Linked DNA regions of Homo sapiens: region 1 is linked to region 2. Evidence: read pairs that join two places in POLR2A ChIA-PET (ENCODE). Cell type or tissue: Panc1. All regions are shown on one strand. Each heading gives the region's core, and the rest is flanking DNA. Links, peaks and the distances in the headings are about the cores only. Region 1 holds the start of MAPK8IP3-AS1 (MAPK8IP3 antisense RNA 1). Region 2 overlaps MEIOB (meiosis specific with OB-fold).

Region 1 (8,745 bases), core at 361-8,360, 130 kb before region 2:
CCCAAGTATCTAGCCGCCACTAGGTCCTGGTGTTCTTTTGGCCTCAGGAGTTCTTTTTTTTTTTTTTTTTTTTTCTTTTTTGAGATGGAGTCTCGCTCTGTCACCCATGCTGGAGTACAGTGGCGCAATCTCGGCTCACTGCAAGCTCCACCTCCCAGGTTTATGCCATTCTTCTGCCTCAGCCTCCCGAGTAGCTGAGACTACAGGTGCCCGCCAACACGCCCGGCTAATTTTTTGTATTTTTAGTAGAGATGGGGTTTCACCGTGTTAGCCAGGATGGTCTCGATCTGCTGACCTCGTGATCCACCCATCTCGGCCTCCCAAAGTGCTGGGATTACAGGCATGAGCCATCGCGCCCGGCCAGCCTCAGGAGTTCTTTAATGTCCCCACTTTTCATCTCCTTTGCTGCCTTCTGCTTCCAGTCACCACCATCCCAGGGTCTCCCGGCCACTCCCACCGCCGCCACTTTGCCAGCCCAGAGAACCCTCACAAAGCATATCTGGTCTCTGAGTGCTAGGGTGAATTCCAGGCAGGGGGATTAGCTGATTGCTCTCCTGGGGCAGACTGGACATCTCAGGTGGTGATAACATGAGGGGATCTGAGTGACAAGGTGGGCCAGGACACTGGGTGGACAGAGTGAGGCTGTCTTCCCCAGGTGGCCCCCCACTGGGCCCACCTCTCACCAGCCTCATCTGCCTCTGGTCTTCTGGCTGCCCCCCATTCTGCAGACCTGCAGTTCCTGCCTCCTAGACCACCTGCCCCCACCCCTCCCTCGGGGTTTATCTGGCTAGTTCCCGTCTCTGCCGGATTCGCTGGTGTCTGCCTCCGCAGTGCACCTGCAGAGAAGCCCCCATCACCCACTCTGCCGCCCCTGCCTGGGGAGCTGGGCCCCCACCAGGCCTCTCTCCCGGCTTCCGCAAGTTAAGCTGCTCCCTGCCAACAAGGGGCCGGCACCCTTTGGTTCATTCAGCCTGAGCCTGTTGTTTCCTTTTCTCGGCACACCCGGAGATGCTGGCCATCTGTGTGTGTGGATAAAGGGAAGCCGGCTTTCCTCTGTCTCTGCACACATCTCACCAAACTGTGCAGTTCCGGAAGGTCAAGGACTGTCTCTTTGGAGCAGCCTTTCTGACAGAACGTTCTGGGATGATGGAAATGTTGTATTTGGTGCTGTCCACTTCAGTAGCTGCTGGCCACATAGGGCCGTTGAGCATTTTAGGCATGACTCATGGAACTGAGGAACTGGATTTTTAGTTGTATTTACTTGTTTCGGAGATGAGGTCTCGCCACGTTGCCCAGGCTGGTCTCAAACTTCTGGACCGAAGCAATCCTCCCATCTCAGCCTCCCGAATAGCTGGGACTACAGGCTCGTGCCACCATGCCCGGCTGTGTTTTATTTTAATTAATGTAAACATGTGGCCAGGGCTTCCATACTGGACAGTGTGGCTGTGGGCAGTCTAGCTGAGCTGCCTGGAAGCAAGGGCAGATGGTGAGTTACTCAGCTTCATGCAAGAAAGGAAGATGCTTAAAGGGTGGGTTTGTTTCCTGTTTAATGAACATTTTCCAGAAAGAGGGGAGATCCCGTAGCAGTGGGTTTCAGATACAGGAGACCAGACAGGAGAAAATATTGTGAGATGGGAAAGTGGATGCCAGCAACAGGAAACAGCAGAGAGGGGCTGAAGTTCTCGAAAGGCCAAGAAGAGCCTGGTGGGAAACCGCTCGCACCTCAGGACTGCCTGTGCTCAGGGCACAGGATCGACTTTTTCGCCTTGGGCTGCTTTTTGTTTTCTTTCTGTGGGTAACAATTTTATTGCAGTATCATTGACATACACTGAACTGTACATACTTAAAGAGTACAATTTGATGAGTTTTGAAATACGTATAAACACCAGAAGCCATCCCTGCAGTCCAAGCAGCGTAGACGCCCGGACCCCAGAGTTCCCTGTGTCCTATGTAATCCCCCTCCGACCCCTCCTTGCCCCACCTGTCCCCAGGTAACCACTGACCTGCCTTCAGTCACTGTAGGTTAATTTGCATCTTCTAGAGCTTTGCATAATGGCCTCCTGCAGTGCGTACGTGGTTTCCTCTGACATCTTCCACTCGGTACAGTGATTCGGGGACTCACCCAGGCTGTGTGTGTCCTTCCCCCATGGCCAAGCAGGGTCCCAGCAGTGCCGTTTGTCCATCCGCCTGCCTGCAGGGGAGCTGGGCGGCTTGTTTTTACGTAACCTTCACGCATGAGCGGTTTGTAAGCCCGCTCACCCCGTTGGCAGGGTGTTGGGCCAAGCACTGCTCTGGGGCAGGCTGGCAGTGAAACCCAGAGACTAGAATCCGCTTATGAGGGGGGTGCGTCTTTGCGGAGACCCTTAGAGCCCACAGCATCATTACTCTGGTGCATTTTCTTTTGAGCCACTGTTACGGCAAGAGATCCAGGGCGTGCCACGTGAAACGCGACAGGGCCTTTCCTCAAGACCTCTCCTCCGTGTGGTGCGTTTCTCACACAGGGTCTAGGACATTTCAATTCTTGTTATCAACAACCAGATTCAAAACTTGCCTTTTGTTAAAGTTTCGGGGGGCCCCTTCCTCCCCAGGCCTCTGGGGAGTTTGGGGCTCCTGTTCCCTAACCTTTCCTCAGCCAGCCTGCCCATCACCTTTCCTTCTCCCCAGGAAATGAATTCCCAGATATACGCACAGTCCCAGTGGGCCCTTGCACACGTGTGTCTCTATGTCCCTGCCTCGGGTTAGAGCATTCATGTTTTGAGAGCAGGGACCCTTTGGCTACTGAGAAGAGTGAACTGAGGCACGGTTAGCAGGCCTCTCGTTCAGTGGAACCAGAGGGAGTCGGAGGTTGGGGCTGATTAGGAAGTTTCAGAAGCCAATGTAAACTCCTAAGAATGCACCAGAGAATAAAAGTTTACTTGAGAATAATTTTTCCCAGGGAGATGTTTCATAGGATGGGACACTTAACTTGAGGTTTTGGTTTTATCTTCATTTTTCTTCCGCTGGTACCAACCATATAAATTTATATATATATTTCCCAATACAAATGTATATGTACTAGTAAGACAGATGGGAAATATATATATATCTATTTCCCATCTGTCTTACCCATTCTTGAAATCAGTTCGTATTCAACCAGTTGGGATTTGTTTTACGTGGACACTGAACCCAGCCATCCCTTTCACAGAACGTGAGGAAGCCTTGCTTTTCAACCTGGTTTTTGGAGTCCCGAGCTAGTGGCCAGCTCTCTCAGCCCCACACGTAATACCTGAATGGAGAAATGTCCTTCCCTCGACCCGTGTCCCGTCCAGCAGGCTTCAGGGGCAGCTTTGTAACTCCAGAGCCACCCCCTGCACGTCCTCTCTCTGCATTTTAGACCTAGGTGGCCAGGCAATTGTGGGAAATGGAAAGAGCTCTGACTGCCCCCTGCCAGCCCAGGGTAACCACAGCCATGCGAGGTCCCTGCCCGTACCTGGGAACTAGCCATGAAGGGCATCTGCCAGGCACGTGCCCGGCACCTGTCTGCCTGCTTAAGATAAAAGACCAAAAATGAGCGTTTTTCCTTTGGAAATTCATACTACACCCTCATTCCCAGGGAAGGAAATAAATTGATCGGTATTGCACAAGAACGAGATCTTTGATTCGTGTCAAGATTCGTTTCTAACCAACCAGCCAGAGCTGAATTGTTTCTCGCTGGTGAGCCTGGCCTAACAAACGTATGAGAGGAGAGGTTTGGATTTTTTTTTTTTTTGAGATGGAGTCTCACTCTGTCGCCTAGGCTGGAGTGCAATGGCGTGATCTCTACTCACTGCAAGCTCTGCCTCCCGGGTTCAAGCGATTCTGCCTCAGCCTCCTGAGTACCTGGGATCACAGGCGCCCACCACCACACCCAGCTGATTTTTTGTATTTTTAGTAGAGATGGGGTTTCACCATGTTCGCTAGGCTGGTCTTGAACTCCTGACCTCACGTGATCTGCCCACCTCAGCCTCCCAAAGTGCTGGGATTTCAGGCGGGAGCCACTGCACCGGCCGAGGTTTGGATTTAATGTATTACTTTACTCAGCAGGAAAGTGTCCATGGGTTGTGAAAGTTACCAAAAGCCTGTTGATCGCCCTGTGAAAGAACTTTCCTGGCCATTGCTCTGACATTCTGAGTCCAGAATACTGTCATCTTGATTTTATATTGGACATTAAAAGTCAGTCACTGCGTTAACTTTGTTTACATATAAAAGGAAGGATGATATCATTCTATGGAATACTGAAAAAACTGGCTTGGATTACTAGATTTTCGAAGACCCTATGCTCTCAGGTCATTTCTTTTTTTTTTTTTTTTTGAGACAGAGTCTCCCTCTGTCATGCAGTGGCGCGATCTCGGCTCACTGCAACCTCTGCCTCCTGAGTTCAAGAGATTCTCCTGCCTCAGCCTCCTGAGTAGCTGGGATTACAGGTACGCACCACCACGCCTGGCTAATTTTGGTATTTTTAGTAGAGATGGGGTTTCACACGTTGGTCAGGCTGGTCTCAAACTCCTGACCTCGTGATCCTCCCACCTCGGCCTCCCAAAATGCTGGGATTACAGGAGTAAGCCACTGTGCCCAGCCAGGTTATTTCAATATGTATCTTGAAATTCACCGAAAATGCTGGGCATGGTGGCTCACGGCTCTAATCCCAGCACTTTGGGAGGCTGAGGTGGGTGGATGACCTGAGGTTAGGAGTTTGAGACCAGCCTGGCCAACATGGCGAAACCCCGTATCTACCAAAAATACAAAAATTAGCCAGGTATGACCAGGCGCAGTGGTTCACGCCTGTAATCCCAACACTTTGGGAGGCTGAGGCAGGCGGATCACGAGGTCAAGGAGATCGAGACCATCCTGGCTAACACAGTGAAGTCCCATCTTTACTAAAAATAAAAAAAATTAGCCGCGTGTGGTGGTGGGCGCCTGTGATCCCATCTACTCAGGATGCTGAGGCAGGAGAAACAGTTGAACCTGGGAGGCAGAGGTTGCAGTAAGCTGAGATTGTGCTACTGCACTCCAGCCTGGGCAACAGAGCGAGATGCCGTCTCAAAAAAAAATAAAATAAAAATTAGCCAGGTGTGGTGGTGGGTGCCTATAATCCTAGCTACTCAGGAGACTGGGAGGCTGAGGCAAGAGAATCACTTGAACCCAGGAGGCGGAGGTTGCAGTGAGCCAAGATCGTGCCACTGCATTCCAGCCTGGGTGACGGAGTAAAACTCCATCTCAAAAAAAAAAAAAAAAAAAGAAAGAAAGAAATTCACCAAAAAGCAAATTCTGAAAACATAAGTTGAATTTAATTTTCAAGCAGAGCCCTTTGGTCGTGGGAGGGATGGGGAAGTACATCTTAAAAACATGTCTAAAAAGGGAATCCTGTGGCATATTGGTACCTAGATGTGAGAGTTGTTTCGTGTCTCGACTGAGGAACGACACCCATGTTTTCCTTCATTTTGTAATCTCAAGTCATTGCTCCTTGGGATGCTCAAAGGTGACCCATAGGTGGCCTCTCATGTCCAGATGCCACACAGCATTTCACTAGACTCGGTTAGATAGGTGGTCGTGTCAAATACACGCTGCCCTGCAGCATGGATCACGAGCACGTGTACAGAAACCTTTCACTTTGCTATTGTCACACCTTCAGTAGGTCTCTGGGACCAAGATACTACCGTGCTGTATTCTGGGTAGTTCTTTTATTTTTTTATAATCTAGTACTATGCAGGCCCATTCAAAAAAAATGCTGATAGTTAAAACTTTATTTTTCTCAGCTCCGTTTATATTTTGTAATCGTGCTTTATAGACTTAAATTCATCTCTATTCCCCAAGTCCCCACCACTGAAAATTCTTGGTTCTCTTTTTTTTTTTGAGATGGAGTCTCGCTCTATCGCCCAGGCTGGAGTGCAGTGGCACGATCTCAGCTCACTGCAAGCTCCGCCTCCCAGGTTCCTGCCATTCTCCTGCCTCAGCCTCCTGAGTAGCTGGGACTACAGGCGCCCGCCACCACACCCGGCTAATCTTTTTTGTATTTTTAGTAGAGATGGGGTTTCACCTTGTTAGCCAGGATGGTCTCGATCTCCTGACCTCAAGGTTCGCCCGCCTCGGACTCCCAAAGTGCTGGGATTACAGGTGTGAGCCACCAAGCCCGGCTGAAAATTCTTGGTTCTCTTAAATCAGAAGTAAATGATTTTTTTTTTTTTGAAGCAGAGTTTCACTCTTGTCACTCGGGCTGGAGTGCAATGTCATGGCCTCGGCTCACTGCAACCTCTGCCTCCCGTGTTCAAGAGATTCTCCTGCCTCAGCCTCCTGAGTAGCTGGGATTACAGGCATGCATCACCATGCCTGGCTAATTTTGTATTTTTAGTAGAGACGGGGTTTCACCAAGTTGGCCAGGCTGCTCTGGAACTCCTGACCTCAGGTGATCCCCCCACCTCGGCCTCCTAAAGTGCTGGGATTACAGGCATGAGTCACCGCGCCCGGCTAATGATCTTTAAATAAAAATATTTTCTAGGCCGGGTACGGTGGCTCTCGCCTGTAATACCAGCACTTTGGGAACCCAAGGCAGGCAGATTCCTTGAGGTCAGGAGTTCAAGAGCAGCCTGGCCAACATGGTGAAACCCTGTCTCTACTAAGAATACAAAAATTAGCCGGGCATGGTGGTGGGCACCTGTAATCCCAGCTAGTCAGAGGCCGAGGCAGGAGAATCGCTTGAACCTGGGAGATGGAGGTTGCAGTGAGCCAAGATCGCACCACTGCACACCAGCCTGGGCAACAGAACCATCTCAAAAAAAAAAAAAAGAATGTTCCAGCATCCACCCCCAGAAGCCCCATCAGAGGACTCTTCACTTCCTCAAGATGAGTTTTCTCTCACCCCAAGTCTAGCCCTAGCATCTTCTCACTGAAAACGACTCAACATTAGGGGCTGGGCGAGGTGGCTCACGCCTGTAGTGCCTGTGGTTCAGGAGGCTGTGGCAGGAGGATTGCTTGAGCCCAGTAGGTAGGTCAAGGCTGTAGTGAGCCTTGGTCATGCTGCTGTACTCCAGTCTGGATAACAGAGCAAGACCCCGTCTCAAGCAATCTTCCTGCCTCAGCCTCCCAAGTAGCTGGGACTATGGGCATGCAACACTGTGCCCAGCTAATTATTTTTTGTAGAGGTAAGGTCTTGTTATATTGCCCAGGCTGGGCTCGAACTCTTGGCCTCAAGTGACACTCCTGCCTCAGCAACCCAAAGTGCTGGGATTACAGCTGTGAGCCACTGTGCCCAGCCTGAGACCCAATCTTTAAAAAGAAAAAAAAAAAATGGCCCCTTCCTAAGGGACAGAGACCTGGTGCTTTCAGACAGGTGAAATGCATAACCAAAAAATAAATATGTATGTCGGTGATTCAAAATGATTCTCAAATCAATCTAGAAGGAGAAATTAGGAATAACCAGGAAAATGTTGAAAAGGAAGATGTAAGAGGGAGAGCAGATATTAGATACTAGAAAGTACCATAACACCACAACACCAGTTTAAAAACCTGTGGTGCTGGCTCAGAAACAGACTAAAATGTAGCCAGGCACAGTGGCTCATGCCTGTAATCCCAATACTCTGGGAGGCTGAGGGGGGATCGCTTGAGCCCAGGAGTTTGAGATCAGCCTGGGTAACATAGGGAGACCCCATCTCTACAAAAAAAAAAAAAAAAAAACCACAAAAATTAGCCCAATGTGGTGGCACGTGCCTGTGGGCCCAGCTACTCAGGAGACTGAGATGGGAGGATCGCTTGAGCCCGCGAGGTCAAGGCTGCAGTGGGTGACAGAGGGAGACCCTGTCCCCAAAAAATTGAAAAATAAAAGTAAAAGAAAAAAAGCCTCAAAAACAAACCAAAAAGTATAAAAGAAAGAAATGTTGAGAGTTCTACAAAAGGGCACTGTCCCACTTTTTAGGGGGAAGTGTAAGTTGGGACACCCTCTGAAGAGTCACTTAGCAGTGCATGACCGCAGCCTCAGAGAGCAGGAAGCCAGCAGGTGAATATACAAAGACGTGTGTGCACACAGCTTTTGTTTGTTTGTTTTTCTTTTGAGATGGAATCTCGCTCTTGTTGCCCAGGCTGGAGTGCAATGGCGCAATCTTGGCTCACTGCAACCTGGGTTCAAGCAATTCTCCTGCCTCAGCCTCCTGAGTAGCTGGGATTACAGGCGCACGCCACCACGCCCAGCTGATTTTTTGTGTTTTTAGTAGAGATGGGGTTTCACCGTGTTGGCCAGGCTGGTCTTGAACTCCTGACCTCAGGTGATCCACCCGCCTTGGCCTCCCAAAGTGCTGGGATTACAGGCATGAGCCACCGTGCCCGGCCAGCTTTTTATAGTAGCAAACATTTTAAAGCAACCTGAAAGTCCATAAAGAGATAATGGATTGAGCAAACTGTGCTCTACACACACACTCCCAGCAGAACACACACCTGCCAAAAATGGAAGTGGTCGAGTACGCCTGTTGGTGTTGAAAGGCATTTCAGTATAAATCAGTGAATAAATCAGGTTACAAAACACTGTGTACAAGATGATCGTACATCTGCTCTACACACACACATACAAATCCAGAAGCACGTCACACAATTTTAACCGACCCTATAGACCGAGACTCATAATTTAAAATTTTTTCTGTTTTTACCTAACACTGATTTTCCTGCAGAAACATACATTGTTTATATAATTATTTTCATTTTTTATATAACAGGAAATAAACTTACCTACTTTAAAAAATA
Region 2 (8,745 bases), core at 543-8,542:
TCGCTTGAATCCAGGAAGTGGAGGTTGTGGTGAGCCAAGATGGCGCCATTGCACTCCAGTCTGGGCAACAAGAGCAAAACTCCATCTCAAAAAGACAGTGACTCGATTTTTTTTATTATTATTTTCATTTTTATTTTTTATTTTTTGAGACAGAGTCTCACTCTGTCGCCCAGGCGGTAGTGCAGTGGCGCGATCTCGGCTCACTGCAAGCTCCGCCTCCCAGGTTCATGCCATTCTCCTGCCTCAGCCTCCCGAGTAGCTGGCACTACGGGCGCCCGCCACCACGGCTAATTTTTTTTTGTATTTTTAGTAGAGACGGGTTTTCACCGTGTTAGCCAGGATGGTTTCCATCTCCTGACCTCGTGATCCGCCCGCCTCGGCCTCCCAAAGTGCTGGGATTACAGGCGTGAGCCACCGCGCCCGGCGACACTGACTCAATTTTTTAAATGGGGAAGAGAATTTAAAAGTACATCACACAGCCAGGCGCAGTGGCTCACGCCTGTAATCCTAGCACTTTGGGAAGCCGAGGCAGGTGGATCACGAGGTCAGGAGATCGCGACCATCCTGGCTAACATGGTGAAACCCTGTCTCTACTAAAAATACAAAGAATTAGCCGGGCGTGGGGTGGGCGCCTGTCGTCCCACCTACTCCAGAGGCTGAGGCAGGAGAATGGCGTGAACCCGGGAGGCGGAGCTTGCAGTGAGCCGAGATCGCGCCACTGCACTCCAACCCGGGCGACAGAGCGAGACTCCATCTCAAAAAATAAAATAAAAAAAAATAATAAATAAATAAAGTACATCACAAAACAAAAGTTATCAAAATGGCCAATACACGTACTGGGCCTCAATAATCATCAGGAAAATACAAATTAAACAAGAGTAGGCCGGATGTGGTGGCTCATGCCTGTAATTCTAACACTTTGAGAGGTTGAGACTGGTCGATCGCTTGAGGTCAGGGGTTTGAGACCAGCCTGGCCAACATAGCAAAACCCTGTCTCTACTAAAAATAAAAAATTAGCTGGGTGTAGCAGTGTGTGCCCGTAATCCCAGCTACTTGGGAGGCTAAGGAAGGAGAATCGCTTGAACCCAGGAGGTGGAGGTTGCACTCAACCGAGATCGCGGCTTTGCATCCCAGCCTGGGTGACAGAGCCAGACTCCATCTCAAAAAAAAAAAAAAAGAGAATTCCACTAAACACCTAACATTTAAAAGAGTAATAACACAACATTAGTGAGGATGTGAAGCAACAACAAAAATAAACTTTACAAAACTAAAGACAATAACCTATTATTCATTTTTATTTTTCTTTATCTTAGAAGAATCTTCCAGGAACTAATATTACTTGGGTTAGAAAACTTTTATGAGAACTTATCCGGTTCCTTCAGCACTTCATTGGTTTCTTTTCTTTTGTTGATGTCTAGTGCATGAAATTTAATTTTCTTCAATAAAAAGATGGTGATGTGTATCTATTTATCTATAATATTTTTATGTCTTTATCCTTCTATTAGTATATATGCACAAAAAGATAGATTAAAAGATGTTAACCAAATAACTATTTGGGGCTCTTTGTTGCATTCTGTATTATGTTTCTTTTTTTTTTTTTTTTTTGAGACGGGGTCTCGCTCTGTTGCCCAGACTGGAGTACAGTGGTGTGATCTTGGCTCACTGCAACCTCCGCCTCCTGGGTTCAAGCAATTCTCCTGCCTCAGCCTCCTGAGTATCTGGGATTACAGGTGCCCCCTACCATGCCTGGCTCATTTTTTGTATTTTTAGTAGAGACGGGATTTCACCATGTTGGCCAGGCTGGTCTCAAACTCCTGACCTCAAGTGATCCCTCCACCTTGGTTTCCCAAAGTGCTGGGATTACAGGCGTGAGCTACCACACCTGGCCAAGCATTCTGTATTGTGTTTCTTTTATTTTTTTATTTTTTGAGATACAGTCTTGTTCTGACACCCAGGCTGGAGTGTAGCCTCGCTCTGTCACCCAGGCTGGATCTCAGCTCACTGCAACCTCCACCTCCCAGGTTCAAGGGATTCTCCTGCCTCAGCCTCCTGAGCAGCTGGGATTACAGGCACATCCCATGATACCTGGCTAATTTTTGTGTTTTTAGTAGAGACGGCGTTTTGCCATGTTGGCCAGGCTGGTCTCATGAACTCCTGGGCTCAAAAGAAAAAGAAAAAGATGCCCACTATTTTAAGCTACCTTTAGAAAGTAGAAATATAGTAGTTACAGAATAGGAATCTGGTATCTTTTACCATGTCAAACAAACCTTTACAGGCCCAATTTCGGCCTTTAAAAAAATCCAAATATATTTAAACGGTCACTTACAATTTATGGATTCTTTGAAATAACTGTCAATTTCATCATCCAGAACATTCGTTTCTTTATTTTCTCGTATAAAATTCAGCAGAATGTTAGCTTCTGGTATATCTTAAATTGAAAATGCATAATAAGTAAAAAGCAAACTGATTATCATTTAAATCACATTTAAATCATCCAAAATCATTTTAATAGTAAAAAGTGAAGACATGTAAGAATACAATCAAATAGAATATTACGTGGCCATTAACAATGTGATGTAGAATTCTGTAAACATAGAGAGATGTACACCACATTACATCTAAAACAGATGTTAGTGAAAAGAGCAGCTTACTAACCTATGTGGTTCAATACCCTTTTAATTAAAAAATCTACATATATAAGGGACCGGGCGCAGTGGCTCACGCCTGTAATCCCAGCACTTTGGGAGGCTGAAGCAGGTGAATCACAAGGTCAGGAGATGGAGACCATCCTGGCTAACATGGTGACACCCCACCTCTACTAAAAATACAAAAAAATTAACCAGGCGTGGTGGTGGGCGCCTGTAGTCCCAGCTAGTTGGGAGGCTGAGGCAGGAGACTGGCATGAACCTGGGAGGTGGAGCTTGCAGTAAACTGAGATAGCGCCACTGCACTCCAGCCTGGGCAACAGAGCAAGACTCTGTCTAAAAAAAAAAATACATATATAAATGCAAAATTATCTGGAAGAATATATACGAAAAAATGATTCTCTCTAGACAGTGGGATTGTAGGTGATCTTTGTTTTCCTTGTTTATGTTTCTATATATTTTTTCTGAATTTTATACGTATTTCTTTACTTATCATAAAAAAAAGGTTTTCAAAAGGCAATTGAAATATATAAAATAGGCTCTATAAAAAGCCTAGCTCCCCACATTGGCACATGAGTGTGCTCAAGGGTCAGGGGTGCTGTGCCAGAAGGCAGGAACGCGAGTTTGGAAAGAGCTCCCCCATGATGCCCTTGGACCCCAGGACCCCAGCCTCCGGCATATGATTAAGTACCCCAGGCCCCCCTGAATATTTTACAAATTGTCCTGACAATGTCTGTACTTCCTAACTCCCCTGGGAAGATCTGGGCATTTCTTCCTCCTTGCTCCCAGAATACAAGTCTCCTACCTGTTCTTTCTCAGAACTAGGTTGTCAAATCCTTGCCAGCACGCAGTGTCCCACGTGATGACTATCCTCACATCCATCTGACCAGCCACTCATCTCCTTCCTTGTTCCAGAAATGTATATTATCTCAATTCTTGGCAAGTAAAAGGCATTCAAAAATACTGATAAGGTCATGGGCGAATGAATGAATGCAGAACTCTATTAACTTGGAGAGATATGCATCATGAATTGCTGTGCTTCAGATGGGAACATCTGCTGGAGTGAGGCCACAGAAATCCAGCCAATGAGCTTCCTGTGATGGGGGCTGGCAGGGATGGGTGGGTACCAGCACTGCAGGTCCTCACTGACAATAGCGTTATCCTGACTGTCAGAGAAAGGCAGGAATTGTGCCCTCCCTATCTGATAAGCACTCTCAGGGCAGAGAAAGAAACAAGGGAATCTGGACACCTGGCTAGGATGAACACAAGCCATTTAGAGCTTCTTAATTTCTATAAGGCAGGTGTAGCCCAGGAAATTAAAAGTAAAACTGATATAACTATTTACAATAGCAAAGACATGGAACCAGCCCAAATGACCATCAGTGGTAGACTGGATAAAGAAAATGTGGTACATGTATACCATGGAATACAATGCAACCATAAAAAGGAATGAGATCATGTCCTTTGCAGAGACATGGATAAAGCTGAAAGCCGCCATTCTCAGCAAACTAACACAGGAACAGAAAGCCAAATACCATATGTTCTCACTCATAAGTGGGAGCTGAACAATGAGATAACATGGACACAGGGAGGGGAACAACACACACTGGGGCCTGTTGGGGAATGGGGGGTGAGGGGAGGGAGAGCATCAGGACAAATAGCTAATGCATGTGGGGCTTAAAACCTAGATGATGGGCTGGGCGTGGTGGTTCACGCCTATAATCCCAGCACTTTGGGAGGGTGAGGCGGGCGGATCACGAGGTCAGGAGATCAAGACCATCCTGGCCAACATGGTGAAACCCCGTCTCTACTAAAATACAAAAAATTAGCCAGGCATGGTGGCACACACCTGTAGTCCCAGCTACTCAGGAGGCTCAGGCAGGGGAATAACTTGAACCCAGGAGGCAGAGACTGCAGTAAGCCGAGATCACGCCACTGCACTCCAGCCTGGGCGACATAGCAAGACTCCATTTCAAAAAAAGAGAAAAAGCTATTTTTGGGCCGGGCGCTGTGGCTCACGCCTGTAATCCCAGAACTGTGGGAGGCTGAGGCAGGTGGATCACCTGAGGTCAGGAGTTCAAGACCAGGCTGGCCAACATTGTGAAACCCCGTCTCTACTAAAAATGTAAAAATTAGCCATGTGTGGTGGTGCGCGCCTGTAATCCCAGCTACTTGGGGGGCTGAGACAGGAGAATTGCTTGAACCCTGGAGGCGGAGGTTGCAGTGAGCTGAGCACATGCCACTGCACTCCAGCCTAGGTGACACAGCAAGACTCCATCTCAAAAAACAAACAAACAAAAAAAGCCTATTTTAGGGCCAAGCAAGGTGGCTCACACCTGTAATCCTTCAGGAGGCTGAGGCAGGAGGATTTCTTGAGGTCAGGAGTTTGAGACCCCCCAAAAAAAAGAAGAAAAGAGAAGAGGGGAGGGGAGGGGAGGGGAGAAAGAAAAAACAGAGAAAGAAAGAGAGAGAAAGAAGGAACTACTTTGTGATTACTTTAATATGACCTACTGATCAGAAAACAAAGTTCCCATATAAATCGGGCTGCCCTTGAGTAGCCTAAAAACGGCTGTAGACACTATCATTCCTGTCCCCGTTTTAGGGTTGTGTGGCAGGGCAGGGACTGAAATACACTCTATCAAGTTTACCTCACAGCTCGCTGAATGCCTGTGTGCTCTCTCAAGTTTCCTGAAATGGCATTATCTACAAATGATAATGCCAACATTTTAAAAAATGTTTCCAAAGTAACAATCATGGCTTTATTTTATTATTATTATTATTTTTTGAGACAGGGTCTTGCTCTGTCACCGAGGCTGCAGTGCAGTGGCATGAACACAGCTCACTGCAGTCTCTACCTCCAGGGTTCAAGCGGTCCTCCTATCTCAGCCTCCTGAGTAGCTGAGATCACAGGCACGCGCCACCATGCCCAGCTATTTTTTTTTAATTTTTTGTAGAGATGGAGTCTCACTTATGGCTTGTCCCTTCTTGTAGGCAAAAAGATGATAAATTTTGATCCAGTAGTATCTTTTTCTATCAGTGACTGCTACTGATATTAAACACATTAAATATCCTCCACAAAAGCAATAGCAAAATTCCTCTTCCACACAATGTAATGTGGCTTGCAGAATACATTATTTCATGCTAAATTCCATTGTTACTCTCTTCATCTCTTCAGGTGAATTAAGCATCATCTATGATAACTAGGTAACTCATCTCCTAGAACTATGTTACAGAACATGCCTTCAGGGAGTGATCTAAAACTTCCCTCTTTTCCTCCTGGTCCCTCCCGCATGTCTGGCATAAGCCAGCAATAGCAATAAGGAGAATCCTATCATCTTATCCCTTCTCCTTTTTTTTTTTTTCCTTTTTTTTTTTTTTTGGAGACAGAGTCTCACTCTGTTGCCCAGGCTGGGATGCAGTGGCATGATCTCGACTCACTACAACATCCACCTCCCCGGCTGAAGCGATCCTCCTGCCTTAGCCTCCCTAGTAGCTGGGACTATAGGCACCATACCACCACGCCCGGCTAATTTTTGTATTTTTAGTAGAGATGATATTTCACCATGTTGACCGGGCTGGTCTTGAACTCCTAACCTCAAGTGATCCGCCCACCTCGGCCTCCCAAAGTGTTGGGATTACAGGCATGAGCCACTGCGCCTGGCCGGCAAAATCCTTTTAAAAGAAGAGCCTCAGCCTAGGCTTCATGGATTTCGGGTCCAGGAATATGACAGTTTATGCAAATTCTACACATGGGAATAGCACTTCTCAGGGGAGAGGGTCATAAGCTCCCATCAGATAGGCAAAAGGTATATAAGATGCTCAGGTGGGGCATGGTGGCTCAGGCCTGTAATCCCAGCACTTTGGGAGGCCAAGACCAGTGGATCACTTGAGCCCAGCAGTTTGAGACCAGCCTGAGAAACACTGCAAAACCCCGTCTCTACGAAAAGTACAAAAATTAGGCTGGGCACAGTGGCTCACACCTGTAATCCCAACACTTTGGGAGGCCAAGGTGGGTGGATCACGAGGTCAAGAAATCAAGACCATCCTGGCCAACATGGTGAAACCCCATGTCTACTAAAAATACAAAAAAGGCTGGGCGCGGTGGCTCACACTTGTAATCCCAGCACTTTGGGAGGCCAAGGCAGGCAGATCACGAGATCAAGACCATCCTGGCTAACATGGTGAAACCCCGTCTCTACTAAAAAATACAAAAAAATTAGCTGGGTGTGGTGGCGGGCACCTGTCGTCCCAGCTACTCGGGAGGCTGAGGCAGGAGAATGCTGTGAACCCGGGAGGCGAAGCTTGCAGTGAGCCAAGATCGCGCCACTGCACTCCAGCCTGGGTGACAGAGTGAGACTCCGTCTCAAAAAAAAAAAACACCTAGATGACAGGTTGATAGATGTAGCAAACCATCATGGGACATGTATACCTATGTAACAAACCTGCATGTTCGGCACATGTATGCCAGAACTTAAAGTAAAACTAAAAAAAAAAGTAAAGCTGATATAAACAAGCACACAAATTCGTGCATTCTCGCGAGTATTCTCCTTTAAATCTGTTTCCTTGACAGAATAAATCCAAGAAATCTAGATCTGCTGTACAACGTAGTAGCTATGATCAGTAACAACGTATGACATTCTTGAAAAGTACTGAGAACAGATTTTACGTGTTCTCACCACAAAAAAAATGATAAGTATGTGAAGTAGCACATATGTTAATTAGCTTGATTTAGCCATTCTGTAATGTATACATATTTCAAAACAACATAGTGTATAAAATGTATTCAATTTTTTGTCAATTAAAAAGTTAAGCAATAAATAATAAATTTTAAAAATGTGTCTCCTTGAGAAAGATGGCATTTTTTCTAATGATGTTGGTTATTGCTCAAAATACTTTGACATTTTTTTCTTTGAATCTGTCATCAGAGCCAAATGCACAACATCCTATAATATCTGTCTCATTAATGAGATCTTGAGTTTTTTATACCATTGTACAGTCAAGCTTGATCATCTTTTCCATCAGACAAATCTGTCTTTTAGAAACTTTTCCAGCTCAAATTTGCCCTTAGAGGATGAAGATTTTACTATCACTGGTATTACTAAATGTAAAAATAACAGGCCGGGCGTGGTGGCTCATGCCTGTAATCCCAGCACTTTGGGAGGCCGAGGCGGGCGGATCACTGGAGCCCAGAAGTTCAAGACCAGCCTGGCCAATATGGTGAAACCCCGTCTCTACTAAAAGCATAAAAATTAGCTGGGCATGGTAGCGGGCACCTGGGCAACCAACCCAGGAGGCTGGAACAGGAGAATCGCTTGAACCCAGGAGGCGGAGGCTGCAGTGAGCCGAGATTGTGCCACTGCACTCCAGCCTGGGGACAGAGCAAGACTCCATTTAAAAAAAAAAAAGAATAATAAACTATTTTTATTAATAAGTTATTTCTAATAATAAACCATACATAGGCCAGGTGCAGTGGCTCACACCTGTAATCCCAGCACTTTGGGAGGCTGAGGCAGGCAGATCACACGGTCAGGAGATTGAGACCATCCTGGTTAACACAGTGAAACCCCATCTCTAATAAAAAATACAAAAAATTAGCCAGGCATGGTGGCGGGCGCCTGTAGTCCCAGCTACTCGGGAGGCTGAGGCAGGAGAATGGCGTGAACCCGGGAGGCGGAGCTTGCAGTGAGCCGAGATCACGCCACTGCACTCCAGCCTGGGCAACAGAGTGAGACTGTCTCAAAAAAAATAAAATAAATAAAATTAAATTAAAATAAATAAACCATACATAGTACCTCCCTCCAGGAAAGAAAAAACTGAAGAGTGTTGCACTGTTGTCCTAAGTGTTGATAATAGACTATCGTGTGTCACCATCAATTTCCAACAGAGCAGTCAGAGCAAACCTCTCAGAGCCGAGTCAGATGCTGTCACCGCTCTGCTCCAAACCCCAGCCTGCTACCCCATCCAGAGCAGAAGCCAGTGCACTCTAACAGCCTCCGAGGCCTTCTTCCTGGGTGCCCCATCTCTTCTCAGAACAGCTCCTGCTGGCCTTGAACTCCTGGGCTCCAGCCACACCAGCCCCTGGGTGTTCCTCCCACACATA

Evidence for each region. Peaks named below come from ENCODE experiments on the same cell type or tissue, not always from the same donor. Only the 100,000 strongest peaks of a DNase experiment are listed, where the experiment ranks them.
Region 1: POLR2A ChIA-PET joins it to region 2 with 16 read pairs; 3 of 35 experiments call an interaction of 5 or more read pairs at or near these places.

What each region holds. Positions count from the first base shown.
Region 1 is chr16:1,711,999-1,720,743 of GRCh38, forward strand. All of the region lies in intron 1 of MAPK8IP3 (mitogen-activated protein kinase 8 interacting protein 3), which reads left to right. It overlaps MAPK8IP3-AS1 (MAPK8IP3 antisense RNA 1), which reads right to left and starts at 2,193. Exons shown (of 2, transcript NR_184234.1): 1 at 2,004-2,193; 2 at 1,531-1,789. RefSeq lists enhancers at 1,940-1,989, 6,718-6,887, 8,128-8,247. In Panc1, for the core only: no CTCF peak of the experiment used is centred there; no DNase peak of the experiment used is centred there; H3K27ac peaks cover 4,819 bases.
Region 2 is chr16:1,842,536-1,851,280 of GRCh38, forward strand. It overlaps MEIOB (meiosis specific with OB-fold), which reads right to left. Exons shown (of 14, transcript NM_001163560.3): 10 at 2,327-2,428. Among named protein-coding and RNA genes, the nearest start is that of FAHD1, 20 kb to the left of the region's middle. In Panc1, for the core only: no CTCF peak of the experiment used is centred there; no DNase peak of the experiment used is centred there; H3K27me3 peaks cover 178 bases.